Regions from separate parts of the Homo sapiens genome. Here region 2 is linked to region 1. Evidence: chromatin loops called from intact Hi-C (ENCODE). Cell type or tissue: CD4-positive, alpha-beta T cell. All regions are shown on one strand.

Region 1 (8,000 bases):
CAGAAGAAGAGGGAGAAATTTGGGACAGACAAGAATAACAGATGTTCACTACAAGTGGAATAGAACTGCTAGTGAGGCTAACTGATACGTTTTTTGTGGGGATGCTAGCTAGAGTAGAATATATTAGCACTTGTGGTCAGGTGAAATAAAGCAGCTATCACCTGGATACAACAGAACTTTCATATCCAGACAGGATCTTCACTATAAGTCTGAGACATGGGTAGGGCATATTCATTTTACAGTATATGCTTTTGGGAGTCAAGAGACACAGAGAAGCATAGCAGAAAACACATCATTTACATGACAGGACCGGCTATAACTCCGATACGTACATCAGTTTGGGAAGCAGGTGACTTCTAGACATTCTTAGAACCTTAGACAATCCTGAAAACATTTGACATGTGTAAGACTCCAGAAATACCCATCGGCCAGGCACATAGTGCCAAAGTGACAGTAACCTCCAGAGAACTCTAGCATGTGTGTACACCTTTTCCTAGAGTTCTCTGTCACACTAACATTTGCAGCAGCTATTCTTCCATACACTCCAGGCAAACAGCTTTCATTCACTCACTCTTCTTGACATCTCCCACACCTAACCCAATTTCTGACACATAGGAGAAAATGTCTGCAGAATTATTGAACTGATAGCAAACATTTGTTGAATGTCATTATGTACATTATGCTAAGTTTGTGGACATAGATATAAATAAGACAAATATTCATATGCTTGTGAAGATCACAGCCTGGTGGGAAAGGCCAAAAAATAAACAGTTCTGTGTGAGGACTATTTGGTTGCAAACAAAAGAGAACCAGACCCAACGTTAGCTTAAGAAAAATGGGAATGTTTTAGCACACAAATGCTAAAAACTCCAGGGTCAGGACTGACTTCAGACAGAGTTAGTTCCAGGGCTTCAGTGATCTGGTTTTATCTCCAGAATGTGTTTCCCACTGAGTTGCCTTTGTTCTGGGGCTTCACAGCAAAAGGCAATAGCAATTCCAGTCCTTACATTCTCTCAAGGAAATAGAATGTAGTGGCTCTGAGAACTGCTTGAACCCGGGAGGTGGAGGTTGCAGTGAGCTGAGATCGTGACACTGCACTCCAGCCTGGGCAACAGAGCGAGACTCCGTCCCAAAAAAAAAAAAAAAAAAGAATATAGACCGAGCACAGTGGCTCAGCTTGTAATCCCATCACTTTGGGAGGCCAAGGCGGGTGAATCACGAGATCAGGGGTTCGAGACCAGCCTGGCCAATATGGTGAACCCCCCCCCGTCTCTACTAAAAATACAAAAATTAGCCGGGCGCAGTGACACGCGCCTGTAGTCCCAGCTATTCAGGAGGCTGAGGTAGAAGAATTGCTTGAACCCGGGAGGCAGAGATTGCAGTGAGCTGAGATCGCGCCATGGCACTCCAGCCTGGGCGACAGAGTGAGACTCTGTCTCAAAAAAAAGAAAAAAAGAAAAAAAAGAACACAGTGGTTCTGGATGAAAGCTGAGTTTGACAACTGGCTTCACCACAAACTGGCTATAAGAACTTTGACAAGTTAATCAAAATTCTTCTCTGTGCCTCAGTGCCACTCTTTCTTTCTTTCTCTCTCTCTCTCTTTCTTTCTTTTTGACAGAGTCTCGTTCTGTTGGCCAGGCTGGAGTGCAGTGGCACAATCTCCTCTCACTGCAACCTCTGTCTCCTGGGCTCAAGCAATTCTCTTGCCTCAGCCTCCTGAGTAGCTGGGATTACAGGCGTGTACCACCATGCCCGGCTAATTTTTTTCACGATGTTGGCCAGGCTGGTCTCGAACTCCTGACCTCAGGTAATCTGCCCACCTCAGCCTCCCAAAGTGCTGGGATTACAGGCATGAGCCACCGTGCCAGGCCCAGTTCCACCATTTCTAAAAGGGAATAATAATTATACCCACCCAATATGGTTATTGTGAGGAGTAAATAAGTAGAGTGTTTAGAACTCTCTCTGGCATATAATCAGCACTCAATACGTGTTAACTATTTCACTATTTTTGTTATCATCATCATCAAATTTCAGAAACTTTGTGCAGTGGCAGTATTGTAGCCAATGAGATTTATCCGAGGTGTGATTATTGCTCATTGAAAAATCATAGGCTGGGCACGGTGGCTCACATCTGTAATCTTAGTACTTTGGGAGGCCGAAGCAGGTGGATCCTTTGAGGCCAGGAGTTCAAGACCAGCCTGGGCAACATGGCGAAACCCATCTCTACAAAAAATACAAAACTTAGCCAGCACGGTGGCATATGCCTGTAGTTCCGGTTACTTGGGAGACTGAGGTAGCAGAATCATTTGATCCTGGGAGGCAGAGGTTGCAGTGAGCCAGGATCACACCACTGGATTCCATTTTGGGAGTTCAATATATATATTACATTTTTGGGAGAAAATAAGAAAGTTTCTTTCCCAAAAAGCCAGAGAAAATCTTATTGTACCCATTGGCTCTAATTGGATCATGTGCCCATCCCTGAGCCAGACTAGAGGAAGGTCATACATACACTGTATACACGGATTGCTTAGGTCTGATCAACATGCTCCTTCCTTGGAGCACAGATCTACTATGGCCAGCCTGGTCTCGAACTCCTGACCTCAGGTGATCCGCCCGTCTCAGCCTCCCAAAGTGCTATAATTACAGGCGTGAGCCACCGGGCCCGGCCCAGAGTTAATTTTTATTCATGAAACTCATATAACAGGTTTATTTATTTCAGTCGTTTTGTTGGTTAAAGAACCAAGATTTTTTATGACTACACTTTGTGTACACTTTTAGGTTCTCTCTTTTTTTTTTTTTTTTTTGAGACGAGTCTCATTCTGTCGCCCAGGCTGGAGTGCAGTGGCGCAATCTCGGCTCACTGCAACCTCCGCCTCCCGGGTTCACGCCATTCTCCTGCCTCAGCCTCCCGAGTAGCTAGCTGGGACTACAGGCGCCCACCACCACGCCCGGCTAATTTTTTTCTATCTTTTAATAGAGACGGGGTTTCACCGTGTTAGCCAGGATGCTCTCGATCTCCTGACCTCGTGATCCGCCCGCCTCGGCCTCCCAAAGTGCTGGGATTACAGGCGTGAGCCACCGCGCCCGGCCTTACACTTTTAGGTTCTTGAATAAGTACTGAGGGAGTTTTCCCTAAAAAAAAAAAAAAAAGTTTTGAGATAAAAGAATAAAAACTCTACTTCTTCTTTGCATAGGAGTCTTTAGTTTGTTTGCTGCTCTTGTTCCAAAACTTCTCATTACTCAACCTACTAAACCCACAGACACTTTTCAAGAAGTTATCTCTTTTCTACATCACCAATATATAGGGTGGCTTAGATCTGTATTTCCAAGTCTTACTGTCGTTCCAAGAATTAGTATCAACTATTAGAATCTCAAAAACTCAACTGCATACTGATTGCGCTGCCCAGTGTACCTCTGAATCCCACGGGGGAGGGGGTGTAGAACCGAGTTGTGCAGGAATGGGATATTCCACACTTCAGGGCAAACTTATTCGCAGGATCAGTGGCGGGCTTTGGAGGTGGGAAGCAGGAAGGAAGGGGAATGCAGATAAACTCTTCTTCTTCAGATCTCCGGGGTGAAATGAATGCACCTGACGCCCGCGTGGCATTAGAAGCTCCGCGAACTCAGTGAGGCCATGCTGGACAGAGGCTGGAACTCCGGGCCACCGGGACAACTCTGCCCGTAGCAAGCCTTGCGCGCTCCTGTGAGGGCGCGCGCGCGCGCATGTAGTCGTGTCTCGCGCAGGGTCCGGCCTGTCAGGCGGAAAATCTCGCGAGATCGGAGACGGGGGATGACGGTCTGGAGGAGGGGAGTGGTGTCGGGTAAAGGGGGGGAAGCTGGGCAGCGGCCGGGCTCTGTGGCTTCAGGGCTCGGGGAGAGAGAGGGAGGGTGGCAAAGAGACTGAGTCGGTGCCGCCGCCTGCCTGAGGAGAGAGGAGGGGTCCCGCTCGCCCTGCGCCCTTCGCGGGCCGAAAGCACTAGGCACTCGCGAACATCTGAGGCCTCCCGGCCCCGGGGGACCCCGCCCCGCCGTCCGCCGGCCGGCCCGCGGCCTCTCTTCCCTTTGTGAGCGCCTCCTTACCAGGGGTGGTGTTGGTGGCGGAGGGCTGCGCGTGGGCCCGCCCGCCGAGGGGCCGCGGCGGGGGACCGAGAGGGCCTCGGCTGTGTGAGGACTAGAGGCGGCCGAGGCCCGGGCCGGTTCCCCCGAGGCGGCGACGGAGACGGCTCCCGGCACTTCCCCGCGCCATCTTAACTGAGCCCAAGCGCTGAGGGCGCCTCCTCGACCCCGGTCGTCCCCTCGCCCCCCCCCCCACCCCCCGCCGCCGCCGCCCCTTGTTGCAGAGCTTGGGCTGGGCGGCTTGCTGGGGCTCGGGGGTGGGGGGCGGCGATCTGTCGCCGGGCCCCCTCCTCCTCCTCACTCCTCACCCTCCAGGGTAGCGGCTACCGGAGCGCTGCAGGGGGCTGCGCCTGCCTGCTCCGCCCCAGACCTGTCGGCGAAAGGGTAAGGGCACCTCTGCTTTGGGAAAGGGGGATATAGAGGGGGGCGGGGAAATTCGGCCCACTCGGGCCTGTGTGTGGAAGAAGGGATGTGGGAGTGGGGTGGGGGAGGGAGAAAAGGAGGGTCTGTGATTCTGTGGGTGGGGTGAAGAAGCTGGTGAGCTGGGCGCCCTCCGGTTTTAAGGGGCGAGAGCAATTCCATTCCTTTTTCCTGAGGGTCACCGGAAGGGGTGGTGGAAGGGGGATGTTTCGAGGAAGGTGTGGCCCTCACAGGGAGACTGGGTTGATGTGCACCCCGGTTTAAAGGCGCGAGGTCCCCTTCCCCTCTGGTGCCTTTGCTCCTCTTCTCCTTTGTAGTGTCTGTGTATTCTTGGGAAGGGAGACTGCTCTGGGTGGCTTGCTGGGTGGATTCCACCCCCTAGCACAGGAAATCTATACCCCTCTTCTGTAGGGGCGATGGAAGCGTTTCTCTCCCCGTACCCTTCCCCCTTCCCCATCCTCTAGTCTACTGCAATGCTGCAGAAGTCCAAGGCAGTTTCTTCATACACAGACCCATGTATACACAGAAGGGAGGGGGAGCAGGAGAGGGAAGTAATGGCGCTTCCCTTGAAAAGGTTACTCTTTTTCCTTTGGTTTTAAATCGACGACAGTATCGTTTTAATACTCTTCCCCTGAGATCTGTCCATGGGAAGTGTATCTGTTCTGGTGTTATTGTTGGGGGATATGGCCTCTCGAGAGGGACACCTCTCCTGTTAGAACAGTTTTGATGTCTCTCTTTTTGAGAGATGTCTGGATTGACATTTTTTGTGAGCAGGTTGGATTTTAGTTAGAATTCAAATAAAATAATTTTGTACCTCCTCATCCTCATTTCCCTTTTCTTTTTCTATGACTTTTGTAGTTCATGAAGAATTATTGGCCTGGCGCGGTGGCTCACGCCTGTAATCCCAGCACTTTGGGAGGCCAAGGCGGGCGGATCACGAAGTCAGGAGATCGAGACCATCCTGGCTAACACGGTGAAACCCCGTCTCTGCTAAAAATACAAAAAATTAGCTGGGCATGGTGGCACGCGCCTGTAGTCCCAGCTACTCGGGAGGCTGAGGGAGGAGAATCGCTTGAACCCGGGAGGCGGAGGTTGCAGTGAGGCGAGATGGTGCCACTGCACTCCAACCTGGGCGACAGAGCGAGACTCCGTTTCAAAAAAAAAAATTATTAACAATTATTACATACAGACAGCCTGTCTGATTCAGGGCATTTCTCCCTAAGCTGTGAATTTTTAGGGTTGATACTGTTGTGTATAATATTGAAATTGGATTTTTTTTAAAATGGTAAGGTTACAAACCTTTCTGCAGCTGTTTCTTTGTTCTTATTAATCTGCCTAATTATTCTATGATCTATTTTCTGTAGTCAGTCATTTTTCACTTCTTTTGCTACCTGTCATGTTTGTCTGAAAGCAGATCATCTTATCTGGTTTACAGTAGTACTTGTTGGTTTTGTTCTTAGTTGAGTAGAAATAAAAATTTAAACATTCTGGAAATGTGCTGCCAAGTGCTTTTTGTGACCAAAGAGTAGTTTTCAAGTCTCCATGTACTGATGATACATTTTTTTCAAGTGTTTAGTAAATACTGGTGATGTGATTTCAAAATATTCCACATATGACTATTAATAGAATTAATTTTTTCCCAAAGTGAAGAAGAAGACTAAAATGTGTACAGATAATGAGTTGTCTTTGGTGTATTTAGTGTTTTCAGCTCTACTTAGTGACTTATTTTTAAATACTTCAAATGCCATCTACATTTTATGTTGTCATTAAATGTTGTCCAATAGAGCTTTTTTGGTGTGTTTGTTGCATTTTGAAACCTGTTTTAAGATAGGGATTTAAAGGTGTTAGTAGTAGCGCTAGGCACTAACTTAGTTTCTGTCATTTTATATCATGATTTTGATGTAGGAGACATGGTATGTTAAATAAGTTTTATTTTTTTTTCTCAGAAGATGGAATTCTCTTTTCTTTATTCCCTTTTAATGGTCATCTCAATTCATTGAAATAACACTATTCATTTGAGTATTTATTTCATGGGACAAAGCTGCATGTTGTTGATATGTAGAGTTTTCTCCATTATGGCAAATTATGCCAGGAAGTCTGATTCTCCGTATTATGGCTTGTTGTTGATAATTATTTCATATATACTAGCATGTGTTGATCGAAGCATACTGCTCAGTAAGGAGTGACTGCTTTTACCTTGGGAAGTTGTAGGCAGAGAGGATTTATCAATAGAGGCTACAAAACTTAAAGGATTTACATAGGGTGTAGGTTAACTATTTACTTGCTATATTTCAGCATGCTATAACTAAGGACAACTGAAAAAAAAACAACTCTCTTTTTTCATAGCTGGTAGGAATGTTGCCTAAAAGTGGAAAAGTATGTTCATGATCAATTAGATAAATACATTATTAAGGAAAAATTGCCTGAGGGTTATTTCAGATGACCTCTGATGCCACTGTCAGAAAGAAAATGCTGAGAGCTGTTAGTCTGAGTTGATTCTAGATTAGTATGGCACTTCTTATGTTTCTAAATAGTTCATCTACAAAATGGCAGTGTACATCACTTCCTGTTCTTTCACAACTGGCTCTTTCACTGGATTCTCTTTTAATGACTTAATTTTTGGCATTCTGATATCTGATTTGTTAATTTGGTTATAATTCTCATGTTTTATAGGTGGAAGAATTTCTGAGAATCAGCTGGATTTAAAGGCTTTTAATAGTTTAAGATTATCTTGACAGTAACAAAACATTGCTTCCAAACTAAAGGATAGTATTGCAAACAAATTTAAACTCTGAGAGGTTTTAAAGAAGTACAGCAATGTACAGAATCAGAAGTATGAGGGCACTGAATAGAAAATAATTATCGTATTTTTTATAATGTCGATTTTGGGAGAAGTGAGGATATGGCAAGTAATTGAATGGGTGTTGATATAAAATAAACTTTCTGTATAACAAGGTGTATACATGATATTTGGGCCCATGTTACGATGCCATTTTAACAGTAAGAAAGCAACTCTTTAGTTACAGGATACTAGAAAGACTGGATGCTCATAACTAACCATGAGTATGATTTATTTTAATAATTTGCCAGTTTTTTTTTTTTTTTTTTTTTTTTTTTTTTTTTGAGACGGAGTCTTGCTCTGTCGCCCAGGCTGGAGTGCAGTGGCACGATCTCGGCTCACTGCAAGTTCCACCTCCTGGGTTTACGCCAGTCTCCTGCCTCAGCCTCCTGAGTAGCTGGGACTACAGGCGCCTGCCACCAAGCCCAGCTAATTTTTTGTATTTTTAGTAGAGACGGGGTTTCACTGTGTTAGCCAGGATGGTCTCGATCTCCTGACCTTGTGATCTGCCCGCCTCAGCCTCCCAGAGTGCTGGGATTACAGGCTTGAGCCACCGTGCCCGGCAAATTTGCCAGTTCTTAATAGACATGAATATTTAGTAAATCCAGAAGATATCTAGGGGTCA
Region 2 (8,000 bases), 370 kb after region 1:
AATAATTTTTTTAATGATGATAAGCTGTGCAGCACTATAAATGCTAAATAAACATGACCTCTAAAGTAATACTAATAAATACAGTTTAGAAGAAGTGAATATTATAGCAAGTCTCTTTAAAGAAAAAAGAAGTGGCTGGGCACGGTAGCGCACTCCTGCAATCCCAGCACTTTGGGAGGCCAAGGCAGGAGGATCACTTGAGCCTGGGAGTATGAGATCAGCCTGGGCAACAAAGTGAGATGCTGTCTCTACAAAAAAAAAAAAAAAAGAGAGAGAGAGAGAATTGCTTGAACCCAGTGGCAGGGGTGGGGGGTGGGGTGGGGGGCCGGGGTTGGGGGCGCCAGAGGTTGCAGTGAGCCGAGATCATGCCACTTCACTCCAGCCTGGGTGAAAGAGTGAGACTTGGTCTCAAAAAAAAAAAATTAGCCAGGTGTGGTGGCATGTGCCTGTGGTCTCAGCTACACAGAAGTTGAAGCAAGAAGGCTGCTTGAGCCCAGGAGATCGAGACTGCAAGTGAGATGTCTTCAAGCCATTTCACTCCAGCCTGAGTGACAGAGCAAGGGCCTGTCTCAAAACAAAACAAAACAAAACAAGAAACAAAGAAAAAAGAAGTGGGAAAATAGAGACAAAAATAAAAGACAAATATTCCAAAAATTCTTTAAAAGTTTGTCTTAGTAGGAAAACTCAGTATAGCAAATATATTTTTCAGGAAGTTGAAGATTTCAGCAGTCAAAGATAATTCCTCAGACTGCCAAGTCTCAAAAGTGACCTTGCAACTACTAAGGCAAAATATCATTTTTATAGCGGTTAAGGGCAGTGGCCTAGGAAATAGATCTGGATTCTAAGGACAGTTTTGTCACTTACTACCCATGCGGCCTTGAGCAACTACTTACCTTCTCTAAGCCTCAGTTTCATTATCTGTAAACAGAAAAATTAGTTCATAAGGTTGCTATGATTAAATGAGATAGATGTACATTAAACTCAGCACTGTGAAAATGGTCAATAAACAGCAGCTATTAGTTATTAATTTCAATTAACTTTTTGTGCAGAGATTTACAGTTCACAAAGTGTTATCAAATATATGATTTCTTAGGATCTTATGGGGTAAAAACCACTGTATCCCCATTTGACAGTGGAAGAAACTGATGTCAAATTATTTACCCAAAGACATTAATTAGTAGGAAAAAAAATTTGGACTTGATTGACCAGAAAACATGATTTACAACTCCTTTCCCCCCAAAAAGCTTATAATCCCTGTCTTTTAAAAATTATTTTATTATTATTATTTAAAGAGGCAGGGTCTTGCTCTGCCACCCAGGCTGGCATGCAATGGCACACTCATGGCTCACTGCAGCCTTGAACTCCCGGGCTAAAGTAATCCTCCTACCTCAGCCTCCTGAGTAGCTGGGACTACAGGTGTGTAACACCACACTCTGCTAATTTTAAAAATGTTTCATAGAGACAGAGTCTCAGTATGTTACCCAGGATGGTCTTGAACTCCTGGCCTCAAGTGATCCTCCTGTCTCCCAAAGTGCTGGGATTACAGATATAAGCCACTGTGCCTGGCCTTTTTAATTCTTTTTTATTTTTTTGAGACAGGGTCTTGCTCTGTCACCCAGGCTGGAGTGTGGTGGCATGATCACAGCTTACTGTAGCCTCAAGCTATCTTTCCACCTCAGCCTCCTTAGTAGCTGAGACTATAGGCATGCGCCACCGCACCTGGCTAATTTTTTCTATTTTTCTTAAGATGGAGTCTCACTATGTTGCCCAGGTTGGTCTCCAATTCCTGGGCTCAAGCAATCCTCCCACCTCAGCCTCCCAAAGTGCTGGGACTATAGGTGTGAGCAACCACACCAGGCCCTTTTAAATTCTTTTTATTGTGCTTATTAGGTTGGTGTAAAAGTAACTGCAGTTTTTGCTATTACTTTTACTGGCCATGAATATACATAGCATAAAATTTACCATTTTAACCATTTTAAGTGTACAGTTCTAGGGTATTAAATATTTTCACACTGTTGTGCAACTACCACCATCCATCCCCAGAATTTTTTCATCTTCCTCAAATGAAACTTTGTTCTCTTCAAATACAAATTTCCTACCCCTTCTCCTTCAACCCCTAGCAACTACCATTCTACTTTACTTCTCTCTGAATTTGACTTCTATAGATAGGTACCTCATATAAATGAAATCATATAGTATTTATACTTTTGTGACTGGCTTATTTCACTTAGAATAGTATCTTCAAGGTCATTCATACTGTAGCATTATGTCAGACTCCTTCCTTAAGGCTAAATAATATTCTACTATATGTACATACCACATTTTGTTAATCCATTCATCCATCCATGGACACTTGGGTTGCTTCCACTGCCATTTTTAAAGTACTGTTAACACTATTATTTTCATACTGGTTATCAGTGTCAGATTATTTACCCATTAACTTCTTCACTCTATGACCGTTCCCGTTTTTAGACGGAAAATGCAAGTCAGTTTATTTAATTGTGGAGCTTTTACAGTACAGGGCAGTAAAACAACTTTTGTGACTTTTTTTCTATTTTTTTAGAAGCTCCACCATGAATCAACACACGGGAGAAAAAAAGAAACTCAAACGAGTTTAATTCGATTTGGTAGGATAGGAGGGCAAACCATCTCTGAAAATAATAAATTAGTTGTGAGATTATCTAGAAATCACCTTACATGCTATTCTCTAGACCTTTAATAAGGGATAATGTAAAGTTTCTGTTGTTGGACATTAAAAAGTTGACCTGGGAGGGAGACAGTAGCTTTGCTTAAGTGCAAAGAGTCTAGGAAAATCCCAGCAGGTGACTCCTCTGAAGCCACTTGGAATGAGTGTCAACACACTAACACAGACCCAACTGCTGCTATCTAAGTAACCTTAAACCACTGCATTGATTTAAGGATGGAACCTGAATAGGAAAAGTTCCTCTACTTGATAACTGTGAAGTGATATTAACCACAAGCTTCAGCACACACACTTCTCAGAAACAGCTAAACCACAGTGGAATGACAACTCTCTAGAGACTTCAAAAACAGCGACGATTTAAAGATGCATTTGCGCTTTGGTGAATGAAGGTGTGCGTGCAGGCTTGGGCTGTGAGCACGTACCAGTAGTACAGGAGGAGATAAAATAGAAACTACCGAAATCTAGCCTTCTGGAATCACTCCAGACTACAACCAGCAGGAGCGAAGAATGGTCCTTCTTTTTGTAAATGGTTAGCAATAGAAACTTTAAAAAAAAAAAACCCATAATCACGGAAAGCTGCTCACCAGCAGGACCCACAGGGACTCCCGCTTCCGATTCTGTCGACTACCCTTCACCCAAGTCTTCCAAGTGCCAAACAGCTCAGCTGTCACTCGGTCACCACAACTTCTGAGGGACAACCCGCACTTTCAAAGTCCCTCAAAGTTAAACGGAAATTCTCCCAAAGGATTCTTCCGTCCACCCCCACCCCGGGACACTTTCCGCCTCCATGAATCCCCCCACCGTTCTACCCCAGCATCCTTCCCTCCAGACGCACGGAGACCTCCAGGCAAGCAGGATGCGCGCTCGCCCTCGCTTGATTGTTTGCTCCCCAGGATGCTGGGGAAAGCGGCTGCTGAAAGAGCAAACTTTCTGAGCGTTCGCGGAGGCGGAGGGCGCGCGGCGGACTCACAGCTGGTTGATGGCGTTCTGCGAGATGACCGCGTTGGCGGAGAAGTAAGGAATCATGTCGGGGCCACCGAGGCTGCAGGTGCAAGCGAGGGGCGCCTTCCTCTTGCGGGCCAACGTGCTCAGGGTCATGGGGCCGGCTCAAAGTGCACAACTCCGCATCCTGGCCTCTGCTCTGCTCCGGCACGAGGCGCAGGCTGCGCGTGCACCCGGCGGCGGAGGCGGGCCCGCCGGGTCGCGCGGAGGCAGCCGCCGAAGCCCCAGGGCTCGGCGGTAGAGTCCGGACTGACGGGCGTCGCCAGCAGTTCGCCCCCACCCGCGTCCGGGGCGGGACGGGCGGGTCCTGAGAGCGGAGAGGGTAGGCCCGGCCGGCGCCCCGCCCCAGATCTCGGGACGCCCGCGCGGATCCCGCAGCGCGCGTCACAGCCTTTAGGGCATCCGGCGGCCCCAAGACACTGCTGCCTCGGTAAGGGAGTGAAGCTACTCAAGGGTGGACGAGAAAGGCTTGCATTTCTCTAAAGGAGGATGTTTCAACAGAAAAGTCCTGCCTCTTAAAGATTGGCTCTATACATTGTACCTCAAACCCGTTTTTGAAAGATCTTAAAAAATGTAAAGGCCATAAATTCACAAGTGCAACAAATATTTATCAGAGACTTCCTATGTGATTTGGAAATTCAGAGATTACACTCACATACATATGTGTGTGTGTGTGTGTGTGTGTGTGTGTATATATATATATATATTTTTTTTTGAGATGGAGTTTCTGCTATTGTCGCCCAGGCTGGAATGCAATGGTGCGATCTTGGTTCACTGCAACCTCCGCCTCCCAGGTTCAAGCGATTCTCCAGCCTCAGCCTCCCGAGTAGCTGGCATTACAGGTTTGCGCCACCACGCCTGGCTAATTTTTGTATTTTTCGTAGAGATGGGGTTTCAATGTGTTGGCCAGGCTGGTCTCAAACTCCTGACCTCCGGTGATCCGCCCGTCTCGGCCTCCCAAAGTGCTGGGATTACAGGCGTGAGCCAGGGCTCCCGGCAAGATTTTTTTTTTTTAAACAGTTGAAGTAATGGTCAAACAAACAAAAAACAATTTAGATTGTCGATAACATCTACTAATGTTTGTAAGTAAATCTATAGAGGGCTTTCTTAGCCATCCCCCAATTCAAAGATTCACAGCCTTAGCTGCACATAGGAATTACTTGTGGTGGGTTTAAAAATCTCAATGCCCAGGCTGCACCTTAATAAAATTGGAATCTCTTGAAGGTGGGATTTAGACGTATTTTTCAAAGCTCCCCAGGTGATTCCAAAGTGCAGCCATGGTTGAGACGGCAGAGTAGAGATCATATCTTCACTTTACAGATACAGTAACATTTAAGGTCTAAGCAGATGACCTCGTTTATAAATAATGTCATTCAGGAACCCAGGTTTTATGACATTTGATCTAGGGCTTTTACCTTCAAATTGTATTCCCTGACGCCTTTACAGTTTTAAGCCCTTACCATGTTCCTTCCAATTCACTGAGCAGTGCCTTTCACCTGACCAGGGACCAGCTCTTTGTAAAATATGACTGCGCTCTCTCTCTCCTGCATGTTGTGCTCACAAATGGGGCTGGCATGGTGCAGGCATTCAATAGAAGTTAGCTTCCTTTTATTTTACCTTTCCAGTCTCATTATGCTACAGCAAATATTTTCAGGTATCAGCATTTTCAGCATTTTTGAATACTAGACTAAAATATATATCACTGAAGCTGCCTTAGAATTCTGGAGTCAGAAATTAATAATAATTTCTAAAAACTTCACTAACCAATTAGATTAAAATTAGGAAGAAGTGACTTTAAGACTCAACATGCTATAATCAAGAAAATAATAAGCCTTTGTTTTATATAAATATTTATGCTCTTTTCCCATTGGAAAGTTTGGCAATTTTCAAGATACTAGTAATGAAATAATCAATCCAAATTATAAGGTCTATGCCTAAAACCAGAATTACTCGTTAGTTGATTCTTCTATAAAACTTAAGCCTGTTGCCAAAGCACCTTGAGGGACTTGAAATACTGAAAACTCATGCTGTAAAGAGTTATCTAAGTTTCTGAGATATCTGGTAATAGGAAAGCACCAGGTGGCAAGTGAAGAGTTAACGGAAGGTCTGGATCTTGGAGTTCATCATCTTCATCCATCTCTAGGAAGGAAAATGTTTGAAAGATTTATTCAGGCTGTGTCAGCAGCCACCCAAATGGTAGTGTAAAAAAAAATCTGCTGATACACCCCAAAATAAATTGCTTAAAATATCTGGCAAACTTGCCAGTTTGAAACTTCTTCCAGACTGTAATTTATTACAGCCTCCTGCTGTGATTAAAAAAAAAAAAAAAAGCAGGCGCGTTAGAACAGCACTATTAAGGTGAGTCCAGTTCCTTTCATGACACAGCAGAGAGAGGATTTTATTGAAGTCAACACTAAATGATGCCATTTAGGACAGATGATGGCATGGTAATCATCTGTATCTGTCTGAAAAAGCAGGAAATGTATATTATTCAATTCATACTTAATATCTCTTGCATTTAAAAATGCCAGAGATAAAGATTTCATAAATATGTATCTTGTCTTTTATAAATAGGTTCCTATAGCGACGCCCCAGAAGTGCATAGTCCTTTCCTTTCTCCTCAGAAGACCTCTGTCAGTGTCTGTTCAGCTAAGGAGGCTATGTTAACGTCCCTATCCAGGCTTTTTCAAAAGCTTCTCAAAGTTAAATTCTCACTTTGAACTGTAATATAGGAAATTAAGAAAGTGCTAGAACATGTCTCCTGCTTTTTTTTTTTTTTTTCCCTGAGACAGAGTTTCACTCTTGTTGCCCACGCTGGAGTGCAATGGCGCGATCTCAGCTCACTGCAACCTCCACCTCGCGGGTTCAAGTGATTCTCGTGCCTCGGCTTCCTGAGTAGCTGGGATTACAGGTGTGTGCCACCATGCCTGGCTAATTTTTTGTATTTTTAGTAGAAACAGGGTTTCACCATGTTGGCCAGGCTGGTCTCGAACTCCTGACCTCAGGCAATCTGCCCGCCTTGGCCTCCCAAAGTGCTGAGATTACAGGTGTGAGCCACTGCACCCGGCCTGTCTCTTGCTTTTTTAAGAAAAAAATTAAATCATCTTTGCAAACTGGGATACCTTTAAGAAAATAGTTCTTTGTGCTACTGTATGTTTTTAAAAGTTGAGCAAATTCCTTTTCTTTGCACAGTGTGCAGAGTGTCAAAATGCCAATCAATTTAGTTTCAGCTCAATTTAATTCTTTACTCTCCACTGTCGGGAAACAAGCCTCTAGGGAGCAAGCTCTCTGTACCCATGCATCTAGGAATTCAAAAATGATTTCAAATTAGATTGAGCAGCATGAAATAAACTAAGTTAGTTTTCTACTCTACATGAAGTCAGAAGGGGCTTTCTGTAAAAAACAAATTTTGCACAAAGGCCCTGAAGAAAAATTGCTGCCTTTCTTTACATTCTTGCTTGAGTTGGAACATTTGAAATTAGCTTTATCATGTCATTTGCTGACCATTTCAAGATTCAAAATGTGAATATTCTAAAATGTTGGCTCTTGACAACATTAGCTATGACCAAATTAAGTTTTTGTAGGATGACACATTAATAGTATTAAAAATGCTTAAGTAGAAAATGCTTAAGGGACTTCCATTACTGTGTATCCATGTATCCCTTATGGTATAATCACTGTAAAACAGTGAAAACTGGAGACTTACATGCTGACCTAACTGTATTCCAGGACAGACCTGAAGGTGTGCTGAAATGCGAATGAAGGATGTAGTAAATATGTTTTTGCTGCTGTGACAAAATTTCAACATGAGTAGATCACTTGAACTGATGCCAAAAGCAATGTGCTATAAGCCAGGGGACCTAGTCTGTAGTTCTAACATGGTCACTTAATAAACTAAGACTGGCCAAGTCCCTTCATCTATAAAATGGGGTAGCAAAACCCTAATGAAATGTCCCTAGATCTGTTCTTATGAGAGTTGGGGAATTTTGAGAAAGGAATCTCATCCTTCTGGAGAATCCTGAGAAAATGTATCTAATCCAGTTAAGATAAACAGTCACCTAGTGCAAAGCAGTAGAGCCCAGTAGTTAAAAACTCTGGCCTTGGAATTAATAGGCCAGGTTTGGATCGTACTGCAACCATTAGCTATGAATTTCAGTTACTTAGTCTTTGGCTCAGTACTTGGCACTTAATTTAGAAAGTTATCGTGAGGATTAATTAATTTACATAAAGTACTTAAAAGAGTACCTGGCACAAAAATTTACTCTTTCACTTTAATGTCTGGCAACTTGAAGGT

Evidence for each region. A loop is a pair of places that touch in the nucleus more often than their neighbours do. Peaks named below come from ENCODE experiments on the same cell type or tissue, not always from the same donor. Only the 100,000 strongest peaks of a DNase experiment are listed, where the experiment ranks them.
Region 2: it touches region 1 in a loop (4-fold over the local background); 3 of 110 quality-filtered maps call a loop at or near these places.

The regions. Positions count from the first base shown.
Region 1 is chr17:29,386,525-29,394,524 of GRCh38, forward strand. It overlaps TAOK1 (TAO kinase 1), which reads left to right and starts at 3,839. Exons shown (of 20, transcript NM_020791.4): 1 at 3,839-4,500. MIR4523 (microRNA 4523) reads left to right here and starts at 4,138; the gene lies at 4,138-4,206. It also overlaps the pseudogene RNU4-34P. RefSeq lists enhancers at 3,395-3,634, 3,755-3,844, 5,005-5,244 and a silencer at 3,885-4,354. In CD4-positive, alpha-beta T cell, no CTCF peak of the experiment used is centred here; DNase peaks (open chromatin) are centred at 3,777, 4,197 and 4,937; H3K4me3 peaks cover 2,287 bases; H3K27ac peaks cover 894 bases.
Region 2 is chr17:29,757,476-29,765,475 of GRCh38, forward strand. The region is part of intron 3 of SSH2 (slingshot protein phosphatase 2); the gene reads right to left. Among named protein-coding and RNA genes, the nearest start is that of SSH2-AS1, 120 kb to the left of the region's middle. RefSeq lists a silencer at 3,751-4,190 and an enhancer at 4,241-4,370. In CD4-positive, alpha-beta T cell, no CTCF peak of the experiment used is centred here; DNase peaks (open chromatin) are centred at 3,066 and 4,026; H3K4me3 peaks cover 3,891 bases; H3K27ac peaks cover 2,762 bases.